2 separate regions of the Homo sapiens genome follow, and region 1 is linked to region 2. Evidence: chromatin loops called from intact Hi-C (ENCODE). Cell type or tissue: A673. All regions are shown on one strand. Links, peaks and the distances in the headings refer to the core of each region. The heading gives the core; the rest is flanking DNA. Region 1 holds the start of LINC02931 (long intergenic non-protein coding RNA 2931). Region 2 has its middle 360 kb from the start of ZIC3.

The links. Peaks named below come from ENCODE experiments on the same cell type or tissue, not always from the same donor. Only the 100,000 strongest peaks of a DNase experiment are listed, where the experiment ranks them.
Region 1: it touches region 2 in a loop (4-fold over the local background); 1 of 110 quality-filtered maps calls a loop at or near these places.

Annotation. Positions count from the first base shown.
Region 1 is chrX:137,555,235-137,566,723 of GRCh38, forward strand. LINC02931 (long intergenic non-protein coding RNA 2931) reads right to left here and starts at 9,250. Exons shown (of 3, transcript NR_186571.1): 1 at 9,097-9,250; 2 at 5,810-5,963; 3 at 957-1,070. ZIC3 (Zic family zinc finger 3) reads left to right here and starts at 10,893. Exons shown (of 3, transcript NM_003413.4): 1 at 10,893-11,489. The coding sequence starts at 11,458. RefSeq lists an enhancer at 11,294-11,489. In A673, for the core only: a CTCF peak has its summit at 7,027; a DNase peak (open chromatin) is centred at 7,047; H3K4me3 peaks cover 521 bases; H3K27ac peaks cover 2,657 bases.
Region 2 is chrX:137,920,380-137,931,868 of GRCh38, forward strand. No RefSeq gene overlaps it. Among named protein-coding and RNA genes, the nearest start is that of ZIC3, 360 kb to the left of the region's middle. RefSeq lists an enhancer at 10,058-10,654. In A673, for the core only: CTCF peaks have their summits at 5,935 (motif pointing left) and 6,136; a DNase peak (open chromatin) is centred at 5,892.

The sequences.
Region 1 (11,489 bases), core at 2,614-10,613, 360 kb before region 2:
TATTCCTTCTAAAACTGCTACAATGTTTTGCTAGCCCAGGTGCAAGACTGAATCTTGACATCATTTCCTGGTATCTTCCCCCACAGTACCCCCAGGATGTCTTACATGTAGCATGCAAGCTATAAACATTTTGAAGGGGCAGGTGTGGTGGCCTGTACCTAAAATTCTAGCACTTAGGGAGGCCAAGGTGGGGATTGCTGGAGCCCAGGAATTCGAGACCAGCCTGGGCAACATAGGGAGATACTGTCTCCATGAAAAATTAAAAAAAAAAAAAATAGCCAGGCGCAGTGGCATGCACCTGTGATCCCAGCTACTTGGGTGGTAGGAGGCAGGAGGATTGCTTGAGCCCGGTAGGTCAAGGCTGCAGTGAGATGTGATCATGCCACTGAACTCCAGCCTGGGTGAGAGAATGAGAACCCTGTCTCTAAAAATAAAATGAAATAATTTGAAGAGTGAAGCAGCTAATGTATTGCTTGTGTGAATAAAAAGTTTTTCCACGGGGGAAAAAAGGGTTCAGTTTCAAGTCACTCTGCAACTTGCTTGCTCCCATCTGTCCCTGCCTTCCACAACTTGGAGCTGTCCTCAAAGCCTGAACCAAACTGCATGATACCTGGACAGTTCTGGTTTTTGCAATCATCTAGAAATTGAGAGGCATAAGGTTCCCCTCACCAGTTCTTGGGATTCCACCTAGGGTGGGGGGAGAAACAGCAAAGGAAATATCACTGGGGAACAATTCTTAATGAGATGGCATGCTCCGAATCTCCACTCCCCTTCTTTCTTCTAGAAGGAGGTCAGGAGTGGATCTGTTGAAAACGGGGAGAAGTAGAATTAGAACAGCCCTTTTCATCAAGTAGCTCCATCCCTCACTGTCTTACAGGGGGAAATTTCGTTCTGCAACAGCAAAAGTGTAGCCCTTTAGTTGAAATAAAATAAATGGTTCCAGGTCCATAAGCATATCATTTCTTTACCAGACCTTTATTTCTTCCACCTCAGATCAGGGCAAGGGTCATTTCTAAAAGCAGGATGAATAACGTAGAAGTTGAAGGCGGGATTTTTCTTCATGGAAACATCTGGTAGGCAAAATAAATAGATAGAGATAGCAGTCTGGAGTGGGAACCCCAAGTTTATTCTTAGAGCACTTCTAGTTGAAGCATTTCTCAGACCTTAGTGGTATTACCAGGGCCAAGAATGTAAGCCTGGGAAGGCTGCAGGGTGGGAGCAAAGAGGCTCTAGATATTGACTAACTTTAACACAGTGGCTCCCTCATTAGAATCACCCGGGGAGTTTCAAAAATAGGCCACGGCACCCTTCCCTAGACCAAGTGAGTCAGAAGCTCTGGGGTTGGTCTGACCATCTGAATATTTCAAAGATTCCCAGCAAACTCCAATGTGGAGCTAGAGTTTCTGGTTCTACTCAATTGCTTCTGGAGCAGAGGGCAGGCAACCTCTCCCCCCTCTCAAATTGAGGGAGGGGATGTGAAATTTAATAGCAGAAACTAAATATTGCAATATAAGTCTCTAATTGAGAATCACAAAAACAAGATATCATGTGGGAGCTAGAGCTTTTAAGTGTGTGTATTAAGAAAATGGGTCCCCTTCTGCCAGGCACAGTGGCTCACGCCTGTAATCCCAGCACGCTGGGAGGCCAAGGCAGGCAGATCACCTGAGGTCAGGAGTTTGAGACCAGCCTGGCAAACGTGGTGAAACCCCGTCTCTACTAAAAATACAAAAAAAATAAAAAATAAAAAATAGCCAGGTGTGGTGGCAGACGCCTGTAATCCCAGCTACTCCGGAGGCTAAGGCAGGAGAATCACTTGAACCTGGGAGGCGGAGGTTGCAGTGAGTTGAGATAGCACCACTGCATTCCAGCCTGGGTGACAAGAGCAAAACTCCATCCTTAAAACACACACACACACACACACACACAACAAAACAAACAAACAAAATAAAAACAAAGAAAAGAAAAGAAAAGAAAATGGGCCCCCTTCCATACCCAGGGACATATTAGAAACTCAGGAGCTGGGCGCGGTGGCTCACGCCTGTAATCCCAGCACTTTGGGATGCCGAGGCGGGTCGATCACCTGAGGCTAGGAGTTGGAGACCAGCCTGGCCAACACAGTGAAACCTCATCTCTACTAAAAATACAAAAATTAGCTGGGTGTGGTGGTGGGCGCCTATATTCCCAGCAACTTAGGAGGCTGAGGCAGGAGAATCGCTTCAACCCAGGAGGCGGAGGTTGCAGTGAGCCAAGATTGTGCCATTGCGCTCCAGCCTGGGCGACAAGAGCGAAACTCTGTCTCAAAAAAAATAAATAAATAAATAAAAGAAAGAAAGAAAGAAAGAAACTCAGGAAAACAGGCAAGTGTGTACAGATGTGCACTACAACTAGTGGTTATGGGCTACCAAAACTACCCAAAACTTCAGTTTGCTTAAGTAGGCAGTGGAGGCTCCCTTGCCTCCAAACAAACTTAGAGCCTAAAACCACCTTAAAAAGGAGAAAGAGTTAAGAGGTAAGAACTAATGAGCTTTTCTAAAGTGGGAAAGGAGTATTTCAGTGATGGGGAGAGGGGTCTCCTGGAATGTTTTTGAGGCCACTGAGCTGCTGACAGGTTCAGCTTTTGGAACTTGTACTGATAGGAGTGAGGAAAAGGACACTGTAGGCCATGTGTTTTTCCTCTTTCATTTAATAGGTAGATAGATAAGAACTTCCATGGAGGAATGTGTGATGAGGGTGGGGAACAGGGGAAGAGGAGAACGGATGTCTGCTGATAAAACCTGCTTCACTCTGTCCTTGGTCCTCAGGAAAACTTGACCTTTAGCCCTGGATGGCTCGAGAGGGGCCTCTGCACAGCCCAGTGTGGACTGAAGTTTGTGCATCCAGGTTGGGAGGGCAGGGCTAAGCAGAGGGACCACAGACTCTGGCTCTGAGGATTCCACCTGTTTATAGCCCTCAAGGGCCCATAGGGGCATTCTTGCTGAAATCAGGCTCCTCTGTTCTTGAAGACAGACCCATTAAAATGAGAGAAAGAAGGACCAAGGGACGGCAAGGCGAGGAGGATTTTTTAGGCTTGGTGAAACTTGAACCCTAGAGAGCAAAGGGAAGGGGGCCTCAGGCTCACACAACCTGAGCAAAATAGGAAAGAATATGCAAGGCAAACACCCATCTCAGGTCCTGCAGGGGTGGCAGGAGGATCAGGTCAATGAATGGGACTTTGAGGCCTGCAGTGCGTGGGATCTTAAGGTCCCTAGCACGCTAGTACTCAATGTGTGCAGTACTCAATGTCTGCTGTGCTACTCATGGTGAGTAGCACAAGGGGCTTTCCTTCAGGGGCTAGGACAGGAGCAGGCACAATTAGTCACTGTTTGGGAACAGCGCCCCGCTGCCAGTCCTGTGGTAACAATCTAGCCAGGGTAGCTCCTGGGCCTCTTGATGAGAAAGGACAGGCCCGCTGAGCCAGAACAGAAATTTCACCAGGGGCTTTTCTTGGGCCTTCAGGGCCACCCTGTCCCCAAGTTGACTTTCCCACAAATGGAGCTTTTGGAAAACACTTTGGCAAGTGGCACAAAGTCAGGCTACACTTTGGTGAGAGCTCCATTGGGTGTGACAATTTAGCCTGGCTAGACCATACTCCTGAAAGTAGGAGTGCCATATAAGATACATAATGTCCTATAAAATCTGAATTGCCAATAAAGAATATTTTAGTATAAGTATCTCCCAGGCAATAACTGGGACATACTTAAACTAAGAAAAAATCGTTTATTTGAAATTCAAATGTAACTGAGCGTCCTGAGTTTTTGATGTGCTAAATTTGGCAACATTACTTGTGTGAGTGGCTATTTGGGTCTGAAAGAATTGTTTGCCAGTCTGGACCAGGTTCAAAAGGTGAAGTGTAATCTACCAAAGCTGAGTCTGAGGGGCAAGGGTTGAGGATTATGCAGCCTTATAGAGAAATTCCTGATAGGGCCGGAGTGGAAGGAAAGATGAAGGAGAGGGGAGACATACCTAAGGGGATGAGCTAAGGTAGTAGTTAGTAAGCTGGGTTGTTGGGAGCACCCTGGAATCTTTTTTTATTTTAGAGGGAGTCTTGCTCTGTCGCCCAGGCTGGAGTGTAGTGGCGCCATCTCAGCTCACTGCAACCTCCGCCTCCTGGGTTCAAGTGATTCTCCTGCCTCAGCCTCCTGATAGCTGGGATTACAGGTGCCTGCCACCACACCCAGCTAATTTTTGTATTTTGGTAGAGATGCGGTTTCACCATGTTGGCCAGGCTGGTCTTGAACTCCTGACCTCAAGTGATCCACTCACCTAGGCCTCCCAATGTGCTGGGATTACAGGCGTGAGCCACCATGCCTGGCCCACCCTGGAATCTTTATAATAACATATCTTTATAGTTTAAAGGGGAAGAGTGCAGAGAAGGAGCATAAATGTTTTGCCCAAGTCTACCAGCTGATGGCATTTGTCCTGGGAAGAAAGGGAGGGTAGCGTTTCTGGGCAAGAAGAGGAGCTGGGTGAACGCTAGGCCCTCACTGAGGAGGGGCAGTTGAGTTGGGAGGGAGTCCATCTCTCTGTCCCTCCAACCCCCTCAGGCCTAGGGAATTGGGGTCACTTCCCTCAGGCTTCCTGGCCTCACATGCCTGGCTTGGTTTGGAGCTGTCGTTGCCCCTGAGGGCTCAGTCACGCAGAAAGGGTCAATAAACTGTGTATCTCTAGCCAAAGAAGAAAGACAATAAAACCACCCTCAGGGTCAGAGGTCACCTAGTCACTGATTGAGATATTCACAACTCTTTTTCCTCTCTTCTCATCCCTTCTTTCTCCTGAGACTCCTCCTCCCTTGACTACTTTTTCCCTTTCTCCAAAGCCAAAAGTATCCCCAAAAATAACTGAGATGTGGGGCTGGGGGAAAAAAAATCAAGCCATATGCAAAATGAAGCTGGAAATCTAGGAGGGTGATGGTGGATAAAATCTACTGGTCAAGAATACCTAGCCTCTGCTGACACTACAGTCCAACCCCTAGTCCAGGGGTCGGCAAACTTTTTCTGTAAAGGGCCAGATATAAAATATTATTTTAGGGTTTTCAAACCACATTCAGTATCTGTAGCATAAATTCCCCCCCTTTTTTGTCCTTCTTTTTCTACTTCTGCTCTCTAACCCTTTAAAGATGTTTTAAAAATAAAATAAAATAAAACCATTCTTGGCTCCTGGGGCCATACAAATACAACAGGCTATGGGCCAGATTTGGCCTCCAGTTTGCAGACCATAGTCTGCCATTCACGTCCAAACCAGCAGTTAGTCTAATTCACTCCCACTCTATCTTGTTGGTGGGGAAAGAAAAAAGGGAGGAAAGGGAGGCCCTATGCTTTGTTTTAATGTCAAAGCCCTTTCCTCCCACCCCCTCACTAGGAAATAACTAGATGAATAACCACAAACCAAGTGCAAATTGCAACAGGCAATTTGATTTTACAAAATGCAATTCCTAAACTACACAAAGTTCCTTGGGAGTGGAGACAGCATTTTTCCTAGGGATCAGGAATTCTCCCTCTCAGCTTGGGCAAAAGAAAGGCGGCCTCTGCCCCTCAGCGAGGAAGGGAGAAAGAAGATGAAATGGTGGAATAGGCCTGGACTAAGGAAATGTAACTTGGGGACAAAGGGTTGGTGGGGGCTCCAGATCTAGGCACTAAGGATGAGAGTTGCTGCCAGAAGCCATAATGTGGCCCAGAGATATCTTTCCCATCACGTTGGGAGGATTCTTTCTCAAAGCAAAGAAATGAATGAACAAATATCTCAGAATAGTCTAAGGCTTCTCTCCACTTGCCTTGAAGCTAATTTACATTTTAGAACTAGTACAGCATTTAGCAGCTACAAGGAACTTGGGGTCCTGGGTAAATGTGTGCTCCAAAATGTCAGGCAAACTTGGCTCTCCAAATTGATTCTCCTTCCCCCATCTCTTCAGGTGTCTGGGGAAGGACCTGTAAACATAAATCAAATGTGTCACTGTGTATCTCAGCCTCTGCCTGCATCCCCCTCTTCTCTTGCCTGGGCACTCCCCACCTACAAGGTGTTCTGATCTAGAAGGAAGGAAGAAGTCCTCTTTCAATGTGTCTTGCTCTCCTGGCACCTGGAGCCACTGCTAGTGCAGCTGGGGGCTAACACCTAGTCACCCCCAGAGCGGTAAAGGTATTCCATGGCAGCAGAACCTAGCAGGCCACAGCTCGTCATAAGCCTTTCACTCAGATTTGCCTGAGGACCACTGCCTACCACTTGGGTGGGGTGGTTCACTGCATTTTCTATATTTCAGGGACTCCCTTTATAATTCCAAACTGGATTCTGATAGTTCTAGTTCAAGTCCCTGCCTGCCTCCTTCAAGTTCAGCCCTATTTACTTCAGCCTATGTCTCTGAAGTTCAAGTATATATATCTGTCTGCACAGCCCTGATTGACAAGTACAATGAAAATGTCTCATTCCTGTCTGGTTTGCATTTCATTACATTGGGTAACAATATGCCTTGTATTTCAGAGGACAAAGGCAAAAAAAAAAGGGGGGGGGTTAATTAACAATATCTGTTTATTCTCGATTGAATTTTAAAGGTATTTAGGGCTTATAAAATATGTGTCAAATGATAGGACCATAGTGAAAATTCTGATGTGGCCAATAAAATCTGGAGCTGTGTGATTTTACGCTCACCAACCTGCAGACACACTTGGTTGGCAAGTGTGTCAGCATGTCCTGGAGATCGATAGTTCAGCTTGGCCCCTGATGCCAATTAAGTGCTTTATCTTAGCATAAAAATAAAGAGAAGTTAAAAATGCATTCTTTTCCCAGCTTTCTTCCCCCTTCATTTTTTATTGCCACTTGCAGTTTTTCTTTTAAAAAGATCTGGGACTCTGAAGAGAGGGTGGGGATTTATGTAAAGAAAGTGTCATTTACCAGGAAAAAAGGCGAATAATGGTGAGTTTCAAGGACATGTTGCAATGAGAAACACTTTGTGCTCCACTAGGGAGAGACAGGGGCACCAAATTCAGCGTCCTGGAATAATTCCCTTCCTGGATTCAAAGATTCATTTATTGAAATAAATCAGGAAGCCTTGGCAGAACGGAAATCCGCTTGCTGGGTTTAAAGGGCCTTTAAAATGTTGCGAGTGTTAGATTGCAAGTCTTTTCTAAATACAAAACAGAAGAAAAGACCGCAGCGTTTCCCTTGAACTTAAAGAAAATTACTAGGTCACCGAATCAGGATAATTTCATGTCCACCACATAAAATGTGTTTAGAAAGAAATGCTGCATGATAACACAATGTGCTGTGTATGTTCTGTTTTTCGGAGGTTCGACGGAAGAGAAAAGTGCTGTGGAGTTGGGCTCTGGGTTGTAGGAAGAACCCGGTCCTACCCTACTGCCCCTCAGGACGTTCTGTTTCCCTACTGCTTCTTCAAGATGGATTCTAAAAATCGGGCTCAAAAGCTTTGCTGGTTTAGAAGTGATCAGTTTTTCTGATTTTATTTACTGCTTTAGATTTGGGCATAAAAATAAATCTTTTTCCTATTTACCGTTTGAACTCAGTGTGAGGGAAAGGATCCCATTATATTTCCTATCCATACAAACATGTGGATATTTAGACCCGACCACATACAACTTGGGGACACATAAAAGAGATTTATTGGTTAATTTACGTTGCCTACTACACATGTAAACCCTAGTAAGCCAAAGCTGCTGAGGGAGCCTCAGCTATAGAACCACGACCCCTGGGTTCGAGTTGTCCTCCCTGACTAGAGCTGTGACTCCTGTCTCCACCTGAAAAACGAAAACACGAGAGTTGTCTCCATCCCCTCACCTCTGCCTGTGTGTAGGAAAAACTTTTCTCCTCTTAGCTTTCCCTCTTCTGCCACCACTCTGTTCTCAGACTCAGCTCCCCAAAGCGCCCTGTTCCCCGAAGTTGTTCCCAGAGTCTCCTCTTGAAAATCAAGTTTGGGGAGGAGAGAAGCTCTAAGTCATAAGAAAAACTTCGCGATTTTTCCCCCCCAACAGCAGTGATTTGCTTTGTTGGGGGTGGGGACTTTGTTTTCATGTGCAGTAACTAGCTTTATCTGGAGGGATTTTGCTTTCTACCCTCTTTTAAGGGTCAGGGGTCCCCCTCCCCAAATAAGGAAACTCCCACTCAAACCAACTGAAACCGACTTAGAAATGGCCTGCCTCTGACCTGCTGTTCACAAAGCCCCCAGCCTCGTCCTTTTGCGCGCATCTGGGACCCCTGCGTCCCACAGAACAACGACACCCCCTCAGAACCGCACTCTCAGGATGGGCCCGGCTGTCCCGTGAAGGGCTCCATTGCCCGGGATTTTGGCCTGGCTGAATCGCCTCAGGTCTGCCCCCTTAACAAGCATCCACCCCCCCGGCCCCCACCTCCCCACTTCTCGGTTGATGATCTAATTGAATTATGCCTTTTTGTTCCAGGGACTACAGAGCACGTGCTGGAGGCAATTAATTATCGGAATGTGGCCGTATCAAAACGGACACTGGGCACCGGGTAGGTCAGCGGCGGCAACTTCCCCCTGCCTTGAGCTCAAGACCCCTTCCCAAATAGGGGCATGATGAGCTCCCTCGGCTGCCCCCCTTCTGAGCCCTTCACCCAGTTGCAATCGCGCAAGGCCCTCGATTCTCGGGGTACCTGGCGGGACTCCCCGGAAACTCTCGCATCAGCGCTGGCCCGGCCAGAGCTCGACAGCCGCCCCTTCCCGGTCCCCTAGTCTCGAGAACCGCTGTCCGCGGGACCAGCTCAGTGAGGAAATCCAAACTTTTTCAAACCAACTACTTAGCCAAGGGCGGTTGGGGTTGGTGGGAGGTGAAGAGAGGTAGAGGGAAGAGAGGAAATAAAGGAGAAAGTGAAAAGAAAGGTGGGGCGGGGGGGGGGGGGGGAAGAAAGGCAATCCTCCTTTTTTGTAAACCTGACTCCAGGGGATTCATTTGCATGATTTAAGCATATTTGTTCTCTGAACACACCAGCGCCCCCCTACCCCCCCAAAGAAACCCTCTGCTGAGAGGCACTGAAACCATTCTTGGAGAGCCTATGTTCGGCAGACGCAATAATTTAAGTCAGCAGTGAACTCACCTTCCAACCTGGGGAGAGAGCTCTGGATGTGGAGAGAGAATTGGGGCGAGTTTGATGGGAGGGGGTGAATACGGTAAGATGTGCTACCGGTAGGGTGTTCTCCCAGCAAACTGGCTAAGAAAGAAGGTGAAGTGTTGGCTGGGCCAGGCAGACTGGGGAGCAGGAAGTGAAAGGCTGCAGTTATAAAGCGCTGCTTAAGGCGGTCTCTCCTGGCGCCTCTGAACTTGATCAGATGTTCTATTTCCTACAGAGAGATGGCGGCCAGGCTGTGAGGCTGCCTCAAGGCGCAGACTTTGGGGCTTGGCCCAGCTAGGGATGTGACAATCACAGCCATCTTTCTCTCTGCCTTTTCTTTCCACTCTCTTCTGCATTCTTTGCAAATGCCTTGCAGGACACAAAAATGAGTGAATTTATAGCCTTGTCTGAACCTGGTCATTATGTCAGAAAGACCTTGCAACAGACAGAAGGCGAGAGGACTTTCACACACACCCCTGGAAGTAAATCCTTAAGGGGTAAGCAGTCCCTGAGGTCACTACATGCTTTACCTTCTCCGGGTAGGAGTAGAAGAGAGTAAAGCCTTGGCTGTTCAGAGGAAAGAAAATTCCATGTCACAGTCCCCATTCAGCATCAGCAACCCCCAACACGACTTTTGCATTTGAAAATGTTGAGAATTCAAAGCTGATTAGCCTAGTGATTTGGAAACCACCCTGATACTGTGTGTGTCTAGTGTGTTTATTATGTGTTTAGTGTGTTGTGTGCATGTTTTGCGTACACTGGCTAAAAGTGTTCTTTGCATGTTTTGTATTTGTGGGTATGCTCGCTGTTATGTGTATTTGCTCTGTTGTGTTTAGTTGTGTTTCTGTGTTTGCTGTGTTGTGCGTAGTTTATGTTACTGTGTTGTATGTGCTTACTTTGTTGTGTTGTGTGCGTATTTCATATGTCGTGTTTGTTTCCTGTGGTGCGCTTGTGTTTACTGTGTTGTGTGCTTGTTTCCTACTGTGTGCTTGGGTTTACTGCGTTGTATATGTTTGCTGTGTCGTGCCCGGTGTGTAATTCGGGAAGTGGGCAGCGGCGAGTACGGCCGCTGCTCACAAACTAAAGGGTCAACGCTTGGCGCAGACGGAAGTAACGGAGATCAGCTCTAATTGTAATCGTTTCTTCTCCTTTGGGTCTCGGACAGCTGCCGACAGGTTGGGGGCACAAACGGCGAACTATCCCGGCCTGGGTCCCGGCCTCGAGGCCATCAGAACTCGCAGTGATTGGAGGTGGACGCAGCGGCTGGACCGGGAGCGCGAAACTGCTGCGCTCTCCCCAGGATCTGCGCCCTGCAGCTACAGAGGGGACATGTTCTCAAGGTGGTGAGGCAGCGGGGGCCCAAGCAGGACTGGACGTTGAGCGCCGCGTCTCCTCCATCGGCGCAGCAGTGGGACCGATCCTCGCGGGGCAAAGAGCCCGCGAGGGGTGGGGGAAAGCCCGCGAGAGTCCCGGCGGCGTCCCGCCGTTTGCCGGCTGGAGCCTGGCCCCAGTTCCCCGCAGCCACTCAAGCCCGGTGGAGCCCACTCGCGGCCGCCCGGCAGCCGCCGCCTCACCTGCCAGGCACCCGGCGGCTGCCCAATCAGCGGGGGTCGCTCGGCCGCGGCTGCCATGTTCTCCGCTCCGCGCTGCCAATCAGCCTCGCGGCGGCCAATGGGCAGTCCGGCCGGAGGTCAGGTGACCGCGGGCCAGCTGGCTCCCCATTGGCGCGCGCCTCGCGGCCTCCCGCTCGGTTTATGTGCGAGGAGTGAGTGATTGACTTTATCAGTCCAAGGACATTACTCTGGAGGCGAAGAGGCTGGGACTCGCGCGGCGAGCGGCAAGCGGCGAGTAACGAGCCTGCCTACTGCCCGCTGCCCGCCTGCCCGGCCGCTAGCCGGCTCCGCCACTTGGCGCAGCCCAGCCCGGAGGCCGGTACCCAGGGAGCCTCCTGGCCCCGCGGTTCTGTGCACTCGGGGAGAGGAGGGGTGCCCGGGACAGGATTGGCAAACTCCGCCCTCCACTTACTATTTTGCTTATTTTTCTTTGTGCGCGCCTGTTAGTTTGTTAAACCAGATCTAGTCCGAGTCTTTTCTCCTCCCTTCTCCTCCCTCCTCCTCCCCCCGCCAACACCCCCTCCCTGCTCTTTCTTCCCCTCCTCCCTCCTATCCCTCTGCAGGAGACTCTTGCAGTGACGGAAAGTTGCAGCCCCTGGTAGCGCCTTGGGGGTCTCCCCGCAGTGTCCAACCGCCGCCACCCCTTTCCGACTACGGCACTTCGGAGATCTCCTCCTTCGCCGGTACCCTCTCTCACTTCGGCCGGATCGCCTGTGCCCAGAACGTCCCACCCATGACGATGCTCCTGGACGGAGGCCCGCAGTT
Region 2 (11,489 bases), core at 1,270-9,269:
TTTGTTTTAAATGAAAATATAAATCTCTACTTTGGAGGCTGTTTCTTTCCCTTTGCCCTTTCTATAGTTTGAAACCAAATCCTTAACACTTATTTTATGCTCACTGTACCAGTTAATATTTGCATAAAAGGTTCAGCCTTCCATAAGACCTAGCTTTGTGTTTTCATTTAGCACATATTTACTGAGCATCCTCTTATGACCTAGCACTCTTCTACTGGCTCACACAAGTTTGCTGAATGTATCTTTCTGGCTAAATGGCATCACAGTTTTTGTGTACTAAATTTGACTCCAAGACTTGTAGAGATGTTTCCATCTTATTCATGTAAGAGTGGGCAGCTGCTTCAATAGCCGCATTAGAGGATATGAAAAACGGATTTACTCTAAGACATTTCTTTTTCCATTCTCATGTTCAAAATCTCTATCCTTAACATCACCAACACACCAATAGGCTATTAGCAAAGGAGGGAGCATTATCTTCCTTTTAGAAAGCCCCAGTTGACAAAAATATGTTTTATCATTCCTATTGGCATAGTGGCCAAGGTTCCCTGGTCTACTGAGCTGGGTGGAAGCTTGGGCTCTGAAGGGCTTCTGCTCACTAGGGCAAGATGATTCATGCCATCTGAGTGGGGAGCTGGAGGATAGAATACTTGAGTGAGTTACTGTGAGATAAAGGAATGAAAAAGATGCTCATAGGGAGGAGCCAGAGACAAATATGCTCTGCTCCATAATTTTGCCTCCAGAAGACCCTGTGAATGAGTTCGAGTTCCTCTTGCAGAAAGGCAAAATGTAGTCTGCATAACTTCATGCCAAAATTTAATGAAATCCATGTCTTGGAACCATTGTCTGCTATTTTGTTTGAATTGATTTTTTGTTACTGTTGTTTGCTTGCTTGTTAATGATGTAAGTGGATTAGTGGTGCTCTCCTTACAGAGATCATAAGCATTATCCCCTAAACTTCAGAGGTCAGCGTATCCCTAATAAACAATCAAACTCTGCTAAACATCTTCTCAGGTCTAGAAGAACCTCTCAAAGTTCTAAGGAGAAAATTTTCCTTAATCTGGGATTTAACTGTATAAACTGAGAGACTGAAAATGGGCATGACTTATCCTCTATTATCAACCTGTTCACCTTATCCCATCTTCCTTGTCACAGCTTTAAGGGGTATAAAAAGGTCAGAGTACAGGACAGAGAAAGGGAGAGAAAGCCAGGAGAGAGAGGGAGTAGGGAAAGAAAGAGAGAGACAGATTAAAGGGACAAGATAAGGAGTGAGAACCAAGAAAAGGAGGAGGGCTTTGAAGCTATAATTTGTTATATGCCAGGCTTTGTTAAAGGTTCAGATGACATAGCCATGAACAAACAAAATAGGCACAACCCCTGCCATGATACAGTGCACAGTGCAGTGGAGGAAGATAGACAGTAAGCAAGATAATGGAGTGAAACACATAATAAGTCAGTGTTAACTGCAGTGGCAAAAAATAAATTCGGCCAGGGGAATAACAAGCATTGACCAAGGGCTTGTTCTTTTAGGTATAGTCAACAATGAAGGTGTCCCTGAGAAAGGGATATTTGAGTCACTTTCTCAGTCATTTCTTAACTCATAGTTGTTGATCAGGGTGATGGCATGAAATTCACTGTGGTGGCATAAAATTCCAGGATGTGAGTTGATGAGGCCCATGGAAACAACAATTCCTATGATGACAAGGGTCCTGAGAGGTCATTTCCACCAGTCTCTGCATTTGCATGTGGTGGTAAGTGACTTGCCCAAGCACATAGGCAAGTAAGGAACAAAGCTAAGAAAAGAAACTAACTTTTCTGACTCCCAGTCCAGTGTCTTTTCCATCTACTTAGGGGTACGAGGACACAGATTTTTTTCTCATGCCCTTCAAAAATGAAAAATATGGATATTGCTCCCTAAGTCAATTGTTCTCAACCTTGAAGATGTGAGTGAATCTCCTGGGAAGTATGTTGTAAATAAAGATACCATGGTTCACCCCTAGAAAATTCTGATGCAGATAGCCCATGGGTCTCACGTTGAGAACCCCATCTAGGCCATTGGGCAGAGAAGTAGGGTTTTATCAGAGTTTTGTCTTGTCTTCTTCAGATCTCAATTCCTTGCCAAAGTTAGTTTTAAGTCATTCCATTCATCCAGTGAGTCTTGTCATATTTTGTTTAAACAAGTCACCATTCTTCTAATCTGTGTTCTCTTAGAATCTTTTCTCTTCATTGGGCATGTAAGCATCCAGATTAGAAATGTCTAGAGCATAGGGACTGTGAAAAAATATGTAGATGAAGCCTAAAAAGAGATTCAAAGGTGATAGACGATAGAGGAAATTTAAGGTCAGGCCAAGAAATTCAGATTTGGGCCTATAGAAAATGAACATTATTTGTAGACTTTTCAAGAGAGAGGTGATGTTATCAGACTTGTTTTTTGGGGGACAATAAGTCAGGTAAGATTGTGTAGGATAGATGATAGTGAGAAACTGGTGGCAGGAGGAAAGTAATTTTAGGAGGATATTTTAAGATTGCAGGCAAGAGGAGAAATGGGACTGTGGCTGTGGATGTGAGGATGAAAATTGAAGGGGCATAGGCATGCAAGCCATTGGAGATGTTTAAATCCACAGGGCTTGATGACTGATTGGCTCTGCATGGTGAAAAAAGATAAAGGAGTCAAAATGACTTCAAACTTTCTTCTGAGCTAGGAACAATTGCAGGAAGAGCAAGTTTGGCACAGGCAGATATAATGACTTTGGTTTGGGCCATATTAAGTTTGAAGTGTTGGTAAAATAACCATAAGGATGTGTGTATTCAAGAGAAGGATTAAGTGTAGAGATCTAGATATGGCACTGATTATTTCATAGCTGATAGTTCCTTTATTCCGCAAAATTTATTGAACACTTACTATGTTCCAAGTATTAATCCAGATGCTTAATGTACGTGAGTGTACAGACAAAATTCTCTGCTTTCATGGGGCTGACATTCTTGCAGGGATGAAGTAGGGAGGGGGTAGACACCAATAAACATAATAAATAAGTAAAATATAAGTTAGAACATAATAAGCGTTATGAAGAAAACTGGTATCAAGGGAATGCCAATGATAGCCCAGAAAGAAAGAGATAGAAGGGTAAAATCCAGAGAGAAGGGTAAGGGCAAACTCGTTGGAGCATTGACATTAAGAATTTGATAGAGATATAACAGTGATTAATCAGCAGAAGAAATAAAAAGTGAAATAGGAAGGCTGAGAGAACCAGGGTGATTGGAGGAAAATGTTTCTGTCAGAGACTGAGCATCGGTGTCAAATGTTGCCAAGGGGTGAAATACATTGAGGGCATCTATGAGGCTATTGAGATTGAAAACTAAGAGGCTATTTGGTGGAGTTGCAAAGGCAGCTCCTAAGTGTGACATTGACTTTATATTAGGATACACACTTACAGGGAATTAATAAGAGAATGGATGATTTACAAAGTAGCAATAATGAATAAGGGAATTATTTTTAATGTTTATAAAATAAAAAGTAAGGTTGAGATTGTACCTAGAGTGAATAAGAAGTAACATTATGAAGAGCATTTTTGGTTGAGGGCTGATGATTAGTGAGGGAAACATGAGAGTATGTGTTGGCTGAGAGAAAGGACCCAATGGGAAAGAAAAGTGTTACAATTTAAGAAAATGGAAAATTGATGCATCAAGGTAGAATGAAGAGCATAACAGAGATTTATACTCTAAGGCTAATAAAATTGTTGGGATTAATTTTGAAATGAAGATATAACAGGAGAAAAGGAAAACAGATTGGATGAAGATATGGAAAGACTTTGTGGTGGGAAGGAATGGGAACTGAGGACATTTATGTTTTATAATACGACAGTTTGAGAAGCATAGAAAGGGTCAGAAAAGCATTTGTCAGGAAACAAATAAGAGCATTGAGCAGCAGTGTTGCAGGCCCAGCTGAAGGTCGATATGTGAGTATATAGTGGGGCCACTCAGAAGGATGAGTTGTCTGTGTGTGTGTGCTCACTAAGATCTTTATAGATGGGGAGGAGTAAAACAATAACTATGGGCGCACCCAGGATTGAGTTTAGCACAGTAGTCTCAGAAAAAGATGACATTAGAGAAAATGTATTATTATTGAGTTTAGAAGTGATTAACCATGGTCTCCTGAATGGGTAGAAATAGAGGTGAAAGCATCTGGTGGCAAGAATAGGGAGGTATACAAGGGCGGGAAGGTCCGATGTCCAATGGGGGTGGGAGCATATGTTTAGTGGGACTGAGGAAAAAGAGAGCTTGGAGTCTCTTGCAGACTGAAGTAAGGGAGGGAAATTTTGAGGTTTAAGAATTTAGAGTAAGAACAGTTTCAGGTGACAATAAGGTCATGATGTGGCCACTAAGATGATTGGTAAGGTAGAATACAGATGAAGGTCATTGGAATAAAGGGGATCAAGGCCAGTGTCATGAATGAGTTATCTACATGAAGGTTGAAGTTATTCAGGAGGTAAGGGGATCTGGTGGAAAGAAGATGGTAATCTGGATTTCAGAATGTTTAGTGAATGCAGTGGAAAGCCTGGGAGAGAGATCTGAAGATGACTCTGAAAAGTTTATCAGTCAAATAATGAAGGCTTCAAAAGAGGAGGAGTTATTGATGAAAAGAAGCCTAGAAGAGTCTGGAATGGGGAGTCTGGAAACGCTTGCCAGTCTTTTTACCCCAGGATATATAGAGTGTGGATGAATGAAGGAACTTTAGAGCTTTGCTAACTCAAGTGCAGCTTGTAAACCAACAGCACCCAGTATCATCTGGGAGCTCATTAGAAATACAGAATCTCAGGTTAAACCTCTGACGCGCTGAATCAGAATCTGCATTTTATCAAGATTTGCAGGTGACACATCTACACATTAAAGTTCAAAAAACACTGCTAAAGTGGTTATGAAGGAAGTGTCCCTATCAGAAGAAAACTAAATTTTAATGAAGGGGTAATAGAAACTTTACAAGAGATGTGTTACCAAGGCCTAGGGGTGAGTGGAGCTGAACCAAGTAGAGAACTAACCAGTTATAACTGGAACTAAGGTGTGAACTTAAACTGCTTAAGAGTGGAATTGGGTGTGGTACATCCAGGCAGGTGATCTTTGTCTTGGTCTAGCTTCATGTGGTGGAGAAAACTGGGCTGGCTGTGGCTGTTCAGGTGGGTTGATGAGCCTTTTTGAAAGGCTCTTCTTAAGTAAGAAGAACATCTGTGCTCATCGTCTGTAGCTTGGGTTGTGGCTCATGCCTGGTGGAATTGCTTATAATAACGAGGCTTCTTGCTGTGAAATTGAATTCATGTTGAAAGGCAATGTGAACATTTCCTGTTAGTTGATGAGAGGGAGTAAATCCTTCATGAGACGATGTGTTTCGAGACCATAGCATGCAAGTTAAGTGTGCAGTGGTGTTGCCAACCCAAATCTTTAAAGGATTTTTGCCCCAGAGATTTTGAGCTGGGCCTGGGAAAAAGTTGACAATGACAACAAATGCCAGAAGACAAAGGTGCTTCAAGCTGAAAACTTGGCAAAGTTGCCTTTAGCTTTTCAGAGTTTTGTTCACTGCTTTTTCTTTCTGTATTTATTTCACTAGCCTTACCATTTCCCCTTCCAAATAAGAGGTGAATATTAATTTAGGCAATATTAATTAAAATAACCTGAAAGCTTAAAGCCATGGCTATAACATATACTGGCTGAACATATGTGCATGTAAAAGTATCAATATTGAAAGCCCCTGCTGTGAAAAGCCATAGCAAAGAATTTTTAGCAGACTTACTTCTGGGATCACTAATGATTAATTAGTGTGTATCATAATGTAAAGCAAATGTCACCCTAGCTACCTGGGGTTGCTGTCATTTGAGAGTGGAGCAATTTCCTGTTGATCACCAACAGTAAAATGAAAACTGCCTGCCATCTTGTGGAAGATGGTGGGTATCTCATGCCCAGGGAAAAAAGCAAGTGAGCCTTCTAGACCCTTCTTGCATGTTCTCTTGGAAGACAATAAATTTATTGTCTCTTGTAGAGAACCATAATAAGAATTAAAATGGAAAGAACACATTTCAATTAAAAATGCACAATTATGTTTCCTTTCTCATTATACATTTCGAAATCAGGGCATCTAAGTCTAAATAGTAAACAGAGTCTTTTCATCGGGTGGCCGTTCGTTGAAGAATTGTGATTTGGCCTGACCTGCTCAGTTTATTGGCTAGCCTCAAGAGAAATTGTAGCTGAATAAGTATTTCAGATCACTACCTGAGAAGCAAAGTACAGGCTATGAAATGGTGAACTGAATGCCAAACCAGCAGTTCACGGATTTTTTGATTTAAGCAGGATTCTTAGAGCACTCAGGAGTTTAACCTGCTCCTGGGTAGCCTTTAAATGGTTCTGCCCAGGGCAGCCATCAGCTCAGTTGATTACTGTAACTCCCTCAATCCCAGGAAAATTTGTGTCCTGGGGAACAAATAGTTATTTCCTAACTCCAATCACAATTGAGAAAACAATTGAACCAGTAAAGTGTTGCTTGGAGGAGACAGGTGAGCAGAGCAGTAGAGGGAATTGTTGTTTGGAAAGATCAGGAAAATAAGACTGTCTCCAAGTTCCTTAACAGGTGGTTTTTGTCAAATTGAGGTGGGGGGAGTTAAGTGGCTATTTCATTAAATTGATTGGTCAATTTAGTCAAAATGGACAATTTGGTAAGCTTGTATAGACCCAGTCAGAGTCGTTTTTGGAGGCTCTTTAACAACCCGGATCTAATCCAGTCTATGTGTCCAGTCCCTGGTAGTGAGTGTATTTTCTCTCTTTCTCTCTCTCTCTCTGTATCTAAGTATGTTTTTTATGTGTCTATCTATGTATTGACTTTAAATATCAAATTTCACTTCCTGGTTTCAAGTACATATATCTATTTCTCACTTTCTTGCCATAGTACAGGAGCTGATTTAGTGAGATCAAAATTTATTTTAAAAATATGGTCTCCCACTACAACCATGCTTGACTAGCTTCGCATTTATGGCTGGGCGCAGTGGCTCACACCTGTAATCCCAGCACTTTGGGAGGTCAAGGCAGGTGGATCACGAGGTCAGGAGTTCAAGACTGGCCTGACCAATATGGTGAAACCCTGTCTTTACTAAAAATACAAAAATTAGCTGGGCGTGGTGATGCGTGCCTGTAGTCCCAGCTACTCGGGAGGCTGAGGAAGGAGAATCACTTGAACCCAGGAGGCGGAGGTTGCAGTGAGCAGAGATGGCGCCACTGCACTCCAGCATGGGTGACAGAGTGAGAATCCATCTCAAAAAAAAAAAAAAAAAAAGGAAGAAGACTATGCATTTAAAATAAAAATAATACATCTCTGTTGATGGATGACTTGGGACAGTTTTCACGAGAACTTAAAATGATTTTTGCTATTTTGCAGCATATATTTTAATTGAAAGACATCCATGCACACTTTCCACAACAAATAATTATAGGGTAGTCAAACACAATAGAACATTCAAACATTTATTATTCAGTAACGAGGTTATATACGAACAGGAAGCCAAAACTTCTCCAATGGTTAGCTACTTGTAAAGGTAACTCTATAATTAGGTACATTCTACAATTTCATATAGCACCTAGTTACTGAGTAAATATTCATGCAAGTGTCCAATTATTTTTGAATTGCCCTATATTGTCACAGTTACATGATCAAAAATGAAAGGAATAAAAAATACTACATGCAAGCAGTAGAAAATAGATCATTTAGTGGCCTTTCCTTCATACTTTTATTTCATTTCTTTACTTGTGAGAATTCCAAAATGTATCCTCTTCTTGTAAATACTGACGCAAGCATTCTTATACCTACTAGTTAACCAGAACTGAAAACTACAACTCCCAAGAAGCTCAGCAGCATCCTGATACAATGATAGCTGGCAGTAAAGAAAACAGTTTAAATATTTTGTAGTGATATCATTCTCTCTTTGGATATGTGGCACAAGAGTACATTTTTTTTTGATACACAGTAAGCATAAAACCTGATAAGCAAGCTGAAATCAAACCAATGAAGGAAAGTTCTCATTTTCAATTATGCTCTTGACAAGGTGTGTTTTATTTTGCTTTTTAATCGTTTATTTTTTAAGGATGTGAGTTTTAAATGTACACTCTTTTAAAATATGAATGTAACTATGTATTTTACCTATAATAATACATGTCACCCGGGAGCATTTCAATTTTTTAAAGGCACTTAGAATTTCACAAAGAGTTGGAATTTTGAATACCAAAATAAGAATTCATGTTTTCCAGCTGAGATAAAGCTTTCTGATGGGTGGAATACATTACAGGTCCAAAAAATGCAGTGGTGAGAATAAATAAAATAAATTGCTTTCCAACTGCTGTCTTAGTTTTCTTTCCCCCAGCATTAGATGGTATGCATCATGTAATAAGAGCAAGTCCGTTAAGTGTTTTTGCTCTCTGTAATATCAGGCTGCTGGTGATGGACAGAATTGTGTTATAAATAGGGAGTGGATGTGGAAGTTGTTGTTATAAAATCACTTTTTCTCCACTCATTGGAAAATAAGTTCACTTATAGTTATGCTACCATGGGGTAGTTAAACTTTTAACTCATGGAAACATTCTATTAGACCTGACAATATTATGCATTTTATTTGTTTATTAACATAGTGCTTAAAACTACATGTTTGTTACTAAAGATTACACGCCAAACAGGAGATATACAGAAATAGCCTCCTTCTATATATGAAGGACGAGAAATGACAAATCCATCTGCAATTTAAATTTTCTTCTATAGGTATTATCTTAGGTCCTCTTTGTGTGTTTTCTCCTATTTTTCTTTGTGTTAGCTCTATCTTTCTTTGTTTTAGCTGGCTTGTGCAATATGAAGACTCTGCCTTGCTTATAGCTCCTCAGCGGAGGCAGCCTTAATAACATCAGTGTCATTTTGTTTCTCCTCCTGATGTGCCTTTGTTTGATAGGCAGTTTCATTTGGTGTCATTGTTTAGCTTAAGCAGTTGGCACCTGGGGAAGTCTATGGAAACCTTCAATTCGTCAAATCAGGACTGACTGGCAAAAATATCGCTTGCTGATACAGACAGTCCCATATTTGGTTACTCAAAAATTGAACATGTATTTCAGTCTTGATTGGAAAGGAAGTCTTTGAAAGACATGCAGCTGCCAAGGTAGGGGGAGGTGCAGAGAATGGCTGGAGAGGTTTAGGTGGGGAAATCTTCAAACAGAGATGACTTAAGGTATCCAATATTTGCAGTCTTTAAAAAGGGGGTATTTGAGAAGTGACAAAGAGCCTGATACTTTACGGAAAAAGTGGACACTGATTATACAAGAGCCCTGATTATATAAATACTAAAAATTGACTCAATCAGTTGAGTATTTTCAATTCATGACATCAAACAACTGATCTGGCCATCTCCACCCCACCTCAAACCCTAAGGTGACGAAAAGGAATGGTTGTATATACAAACTTTTATCCCACTCTTCAGTGTCTCAGGTTTTATGCCGATGGCCACAGGTCAGGACATGGATGTAATTGCATCTAGCGACATCAATGTGCTTTTTGATTAATTTGGTTTTTGTTTATTTGTTTACTTTGTCAATTCAGACAAAAGATTCAGCAACTGAGCAGGAAAACATACCACTCAAACCAATCATTTGAGACTGTTGACTTCTTTCCATTTCCCGGAAAGTTCCACAAAACCAACTGCTCCAGCAGCACTACATAGACATAGCCTGATTGTATCACAGGTACCAAGCACAAAGACAGGAATTGGAACTGGAATTTCATATTTGTTAGCAACAAATATTGACAATATGACTCGGTTGGCAGAGACTCTAAGGTTGATTTAGGTTCAATTTTTCATTCATTCAGCCACAATATCTCATCAGCATATACTATGTGGCAGTCACTCTGCTAAAGAGGAACAAGAAAGATCAATTCCTGGAATATAGAGGCATTAAAGAGGAAAATTTCAATACAGTGTAATAAAAAAAAGTGACTCTGCTTTCCACCATGTGAAAAACTGCTTCCCTTCTTTAACCCCTGTTTTCTCTGGCAGGAGGGTTAGTGCTTGCTTTCTACACCTTCTCCCATCAGGTGATGCTTTGAAATTCCAAAATGTTCCAACAGTAACACTTCTATGCTATGTATCTGCACTTCACATCAACTTGAAACTGCCACCGAGTCTGGGAGCATACATGAAGGATTTCTCTGTGGCTAGTTCCACAAAGGAAATCAATTGTGCTCCAGTTCTGCACCTGTGGGATGGCTTTGCTTGTAGAATATACTCCTGCCTGTGAAGTGCAAAAGGACCTCTAATGGGCAGGCTTTCTAGCCACAGCTGGGGAGATAGGTTTGCTCTTTCTCTTCTCCTGCATCTGCACAATGCATGCAGATACCCCAGCCACGTCTCCCCATTAAGCACAGCTTGAGACACTATAACAATCATTGCTACTTCAGAAGTCACCAAGTAGGTGTGCCCTAGTTTGTGTTGAAGTGTCAGCTCCAGGAGCAGTTTGACAAAGCAAAGAACTCCTCAATTCAGTCAATCAAAACAGAAAATATTGTCTTTGGCCAATTATAGAAGTAAATTGTCAACAGGATCATCTTCAATAAGATGAATTGCTCTCTATATCCCTGTATCTCTGTATTCTGTCTCACACACACACACACACACACACACTCTTACACACACATAAACACACTCAGATTTTTCCTTGAAGACTGTGAAACCTTCCTGATTTGGCCCTCAGTAATCTCTTCCTCTGACCCATTTATTGTCCAACTCACTACTAGACAGTTTGACTCTAGTTATAATGTTGCTAATTCAAGTCCCATTTTCCTCTTGCATCCTACATCTAATCTGTAAGTAAATGCTTTCGGCTCTACCTTCAAAATATATTCAGAGTTTGACAACTTCACACTATCTCTGCAGCTACAATCCTGGTCAAAGCCACCATCACCTCCCCTGAATTACTGAAATAATTTCCTAACTGGCATTACTGTTTCTATTCTTGACCCTTTATAATACATTTTATAAATAGCATCCAGAATTGTTCTTTTAAAACATAAGGTAGATTATGTTATTCCTTGGCTCAAAATGTGCTATTGCCTTCTCATTGTTCTTAGACATAAATTATTGACTATGGCCTCCAGGGCCCAATGTAATTTGTCCATGCCTAGTCTCTCATCCCATTTTGTATGATTTCCCCTCTGTCACTAAACTCCATCCAGCCCCGTTGGTCTTCTTTTGGTTTCTCAGGGCCTTTGTACTAGTTATTCTTTATGTCGTTCTGAAACTCACTGCCCTCAGATTTTCTCAAGGCTTATTTTCTCGCTTTACTTTCATATCAGCTCAAATGAACCATATCCTTCTCATCATACAGGTTGCAGCTCAAGAAACACCTCCTCCCAGCACTTTGGGAGGCTGAGGCGGGTGGATCACAAGGTCAGGAGATCGAGACCATCCTGGCTAACAGGGTGAAAC